Regions from separate parts of the Homo sapiens genome. Here region 1 is linked to region 2. Evidence: chromatin loops called from intact Hi-C (ENCODE). Cell type or tissue: psoas muscle. All regions are shown on one strand. Region 1 overlaps IGFBP6 (insulin like growth factor binding protein 6). Region 2 overlaps ZNF740 (zinc finger protein 740).

The links. Peaks named below come from ENCODE experiments on the same cell type or tissue, not always from the same donor. Only the 100,000 strongest peaks of a DNase experiment are listed, where the experiment ranks them.
Region 1: a loop joins it to region 2, with 2.3 times the contacts of the local background. A loop is called at or near these places in 6 of 110 quality-filtered maps.

Annotation. Positions count from the first base shown.
Region 1 is chr12:53,098,461-53,100,960 of GRCh38, forward strand. It overlaps IGFBP6 (insulin like growth factor binding protein 6), which reads left to right. Exons shown (of 4, transcript NM_002178.3): 2 at 2,252-2,397. Among named protein-coding and RNA genes, the nearest start is that of IGFBP6, 2.0 kb to the left of the region's middle. RefSeq lists a silencer at 1,012-1,227. In psoas muscle, a CTCF peak has its summit at 1,169 (motif pointing left); DNase peaks (open chromatin) are centred at 341 and 1,141; H3K4me3 peaks cover 822 bases; H3K27ac peaks cover 1,049 bases.
Region 2 is chr12:53,188,979-53,191,478 of GRCh38, forward strand. ZNF740 (zinc finger protein 740) reads left to right here. Exons shown (of 7, transcript NM_001004304.4): 7 at 1-2,500. ITGB7 (integrin subunit beta 7) reads right to left here. Exons shown (of 16, transcript NM_000889.3): 16 at 2,345-2,500. Among named protein-coding and RNA genes, the nearest start is that of CSAD, 9.3 kb to the left of the region's middle. RefSeq lists a silencer at 1,107-1,401. In psoas muscle, CTCF peaks have their summits at 1,331 (motif pointing left) and 1,530; a DNase peak (open chromatin) is centred at 1,283.

The DNA of each region.
Region 1 (2,500 bases), 91 kb before region 2:
GAAAAGGGGAGGGGAACCCCAGACTCTGAAATTCTGCACACACTGAGAAATGACTCCTTTCCTCCTAATACCGGTGTTCGAAGCACCTAAACAGGAGGCGTCTAGAACCGAAGAGGCCCCAAATCCAGGGTTGTATTAGACTTGAGTAGGGACTGAGGGCAGGCTAGGGCGTAGGTTAGGGGAGAGGGGAGAAAGAGTAGGGGAAAGAGGGAATCTGCCAAATCAGGGTTATGATTTAAACCTGCTCAGAATCGTTCACCCATCCTACCCCACCCTGCTCCAGGGAGGAGAGCAGAAGCTGAGTCACTGGGTGGGTGGGACAGAAGTGAATCAGCCGTGAAAACATGGGGGGCAGCGGGGAGATGGGGAGGGCAGGAAATGCAAACTGCGCATCCCAGAGGCTCTGGGTTCCTTCCACGGGAGGGGATGGAGAATTCACTTGGAGTTTCTTTCAGTTCCAAATGCCCGAGTGCAGGCTTCTGGGCGTCCTCCTAAAAGGTGGTCTGGGTGGATGAGAGGAGGCAGTTTGGAACTAAATGGTTGGGTGCTAAATGTAGGGAATGAAGGAGAAGGTCTGGGGAGGGGTGGGCATCCTGAGGAAGAAGGATCAGACTCAGGATTGCAGGGGAAATGTCTCCTGGGTTGTGAGTGGTAGTTAGCTGGGAGCTTGTCTTTAGGCACAGAGGAAGAGGATCCCTTCAGGGGTTCTGATATCTGATTAGATGTTAGGCAAATTCCAAGCAGTCAGTACATGCTCCCCTTTCTGCCTTTTCCTGTCCCTGACTTATTTCCTCACCCCTTCCCAGTCCTGAGCTCTCCCCGGACCCTCCGGAAACTTTCTCCAGAGCCAGGAGCAACCTGCAGGTTGGAAGCCCCTCATTCCTTGCACCTTCTTAATCTGCCCTCAGCCTATCTTGGTTAAGGGTTGAATCCATGTGCTCCTGGGACCACTGGGGTTGAGCTGGCCTGGGTCACAGGGTACCAGAAGGGAGAGGTTCCCACTGCAGTGCCCCAGAAGTAACCACATCTCAGGCCTGGGAGGGGTGGGTTGAGTCATAGCAAGGTCACAGCAGGGACACACATTCCTTTTGGGTCCCTGTTGGCCCCCCTCCTACATCCGTTGCTCTTCTGCCCCAGCTCTCCGGCTTCGTGCGCCCCCTTCTGGCCTCTGGTGGAACAGCCAGGTCTTTTCACCCAAAGCCCAAAGCCCCAAATAGTCCTTTGAATTTGTTCTCCATTTTTTCATTTATTTTATTATTTATTGTAATTAATTGATTGATTTTTAAATTAGTTAATTTTTTAAAATTAAGTAATTAGTTAATTTTTTAAAATTAAGTAATTAATTAATTTTTTAAAATTAAGTAGTTAATTTTTTTTAATTAAGTAATTAATTAATTTTAAAAAGTATTTATTTATTTTGAGACAAAGTCTCACTCTGTTGCCCAGGCTGGAGTACAGTGGTCCAGCGTCTCACTGCAACCTCCGCCCCCCCGAGTTCAAGCGATTCTCCTGTCTCAGCCTCCGGAGTAGCTGGGACTACAGGAGCCTGATACCATGCCAGGCTAATTTTTGTATTTTTAGTGGAGACGGGGTTTCACCATGTTGGCCAGGCTGGTCTCGAACGCCTGACCTCAAGTGATCTGCCCACCTTGGCCTCCCAAAGTGCTGGGATGACAGGCATGAGCCACTGCGCCCAGCCAATAATTTATTTATTTTTGAGACAGGGTCTCACTCGGTTGTCCAGGCTGAAGTGCAGTAGCACAATCATGGCTCACTGCAGTCTTGACTTCTGGGGCTCAAGCAGTCCTCCTGCCTCAGCCTCTCAAGTAGCTGGGACTGCAGGTGCACGCCACCACACCTCGGTAATTTTATAAATTATTTGTAGAGATGAGGTTCTCATTATGTTGCCCAGGCTGGTCTCAAACTCCTGGGCTCGAGCAATCCTCCCACCTCTGCTTCTCAAAGTTCTGGGATTACAGGCGTGAGCCATTGCACCCATCCTCATTTTCCATTTTTGCTTTCCAAAATTCATCTCCTTTATAAGCCTTAAAAATCAGTATGGGAAATACTGGGGAATATTGTCAGGAAAAGTAATATAACTATTTGTCAGAGAAAGAAACTAGGGCCAGCATCATGCAACAGCGGGGCATAAGGCCCTCCCTTCCTTACTTCAGCAGGTGATGTGGGCAAGGCCCTTCTCCACATGGCTCTGCCTGATTTCTGACCTCTCCTTCTCCTATTCCTCCTCCAGTTGCAGAGGAGAATCCTAAGGAGAGTAAACCCCAAGCAGGCACTGCCCGCCCACAGGATGTGAACCGCAGAGACCAACAGAGGAATCCAGGCACCTCTACCACGCCCTCCCAGCCCAATTCTGCGGGTGTCCAAGACACTGAGATGGTGCGTTTGGAGCTGGTAGGGAGCAGGAGGGGTGGGAAGCCCTGGAGACTTCCATCTGAGACTGCTCCCTTGGGCTTGGAGACGTCTCCATTGTCTGTCCTGG
Region 2 (2,500 bases):
CTTCTCTGGCCCTCACCTTCAGGGAGGATGAGTGGAAAATAGCCTCCTCTTGCCCAAACATGAAGGGTGCTTGAGGTCTCAGCAGGAGCTGAAGAACACAATTTGGGGAACAGAAGGGCTTTTGTTTTGGAGGGTTTTTTTTTTTAAGATGAATTCAACAGCCTGGTGGTTAGGATGTTTCTAACCCAAGCCAGGGCTTGTGAACATGAATTTTCTAAGGTGAAATAAACCTTTTCTTTCTGCTAAAGAAAGAATCCTTATGGGAAGTTTTGGGGTTTGGTTGACCCCCACTGTAACCTGACCTGACCTGTGGCGGGTACGGGAACTGTCTTAGTAATCATGGAGACTGGCTGAACCTGAGTGCCAAGCTGTCAGTAGGGTCTGAGATGGGAAACTCCTGAAAGTATGATTTCATTTCCCAGAAAATGTAAAGAATGGATACCAGCAATGATTCCTGGCTGTTACCTATTCTGGAGGGGTGGGGTTGGGGAGGGGGTTGTCCATACCTCTGTGGTATGAGTATTTCAGGGAAAAAGAAAGCAGGCATGGCACCCATTCGATTTTCCCTGACAGCATCTGAGATCCTTTTGGGGAGACGCTGAGGAGTGTTTGCTGCCATGTACTCTTACAGCTCTATGCTGACACTCCCATTTGATGTGGTCCAGAACTTAGACCTCAGTCCTTGGATCAGCCCTGTGGTCCCTGCAAGCAGGGGCATCTTTCTGCATGTGAGCCAGCCCCCTTCCTGTTCAAGGGTTCTGCTGGATCTGGGCTTTTCCTGTCCTTCACTTCTGGGATGATTCACCCCACATCTTCCAGTACCCTGTAAACCATTTTAAAATATTTAGAAAACTATCCTCCCAAAAATGCTTTTGAAAATGAGAGCCCTCTGTCCCTGCCACTTACAGCTAGTCTCTTTGGGATAGGGGTGTATGTGGAGAGATTCATGTAAGTCTCACATGAGTGACCTGTGCCCCTATGTGTACTAATGTGTGTACTGGGTCAGAAGGTGCCCTGGGTTCCCACAGACCTTGGTTTCCTGCCTGGGTGGGTGGGAGGGAGGGAACTTCAGAGAGTATGTGCGAACAGCCATAGCAGAGCCACCCCTGCCAAGGACCCAGTGAGGGAAACTCAGGAGCAGGTGGTTGGTTCAGTTCCCGCGCTGATGTCTGGGGCAGTGCATGTGTGAGAAGAGAGGCGCAAAGCAGTGAAAGGAGTGATTTGGCATCCAGAGGGCCCGGGAGCCCCACGGATACCCCAGGGAAGCCACTGACTCACACCGCTGCAGAGGCTCCTGGGCCCAATGCCCGACCCCTGCTGGCCAGCATGGGGCCTAGCACTGGAAGATGCCTCAGGTGTGTTTGGAGTGGGGGAAACGGAAGTAGGGCACGCTCTCAGAGACCAGGATAGAGAGTCAGGGAACCTGGGAAAGAGTAGTGCCAGTTCCGGGTAGGCTGCTGCACCAGGCCCTACCAGCTCAGGCTATAAACAGTCTGCTTTGCCCCAAGTCTTTTCCGTCCACCCCCAACAGCCTTGTCATCACTTAGCTACTGATCACGCCCATGGCTTGACATTGGAGGGTTACATTAGTGGAGTCCGCCACAGCTTCGAACCCTCTCCCCAGATGCCCTTTGCCTCTGCTGTGGCCCTGGGGTTTTATCAACTGTCCCCTTCCTATCCTCCTCTCCACCCTGTTTTTTGTTTTTTTTTTTTTTAAATAATATTTTGCTATGGGGGAGGGGAATATCAAATGGACAAGATCACTTTTAAATGGTAGTTTTTATAAGATGTTATAAACTTGTATCTTTTTACCATTAAAGTGCAGTGTATGTTCCTTCGTGATATATTTAGGATATTTAAATAAAAGGAAAATGGGGCTTTTCTACATACTATCTCCTCTTTGGGGAAGCTTTTTCATACTGGTTTTAGTTGTTTTCCTTTTTTCTCCCTACATAATCACCCCACAACTTCCAGCACCCTATAAGCCATTTTAAAACCCCTTCTCCACAGAGGAACAAGCAAGTAGGAGCAAAAACAGGGCATCAGTTCTGAGCAAGACGAAAAAGCACACGCAGCAGGACGGAAGGAGGCTAGACACCAACAGATGCAGTGTCTCTGACCTGGGACCCCCCTGCATCCGCAGCACTTGAGAATTCATAGGCCCTTTCCAGACCTGGCTTCCTGGGTCCCAGGGTGCACCCCGGGAGTTTCCTGCACATTCGCGCTTGGGCACCTCTCCCTGCCCTCAGGTGGCAAGAGGAGGATGGACAAGAGCTTTCCCGAGGCCCAGGCTATAAACAGTCTGCTTTGGCCTTGATGAGGTAAAGCAAAGTGACAGCTGTGGTCTGAGGTAAGACTTTATTGTATACTTGGGTGGGGTAGCCCAGATGGATGCAAGGTTGCAGGCATGGGAAGCAGCCCTCTTGGGTGTCACTCTGAAAATGAAGTAGGGTGGTGGCCGCACCTCGCCAGTGAATTAGTCCCCTACCAAGGTCTTACA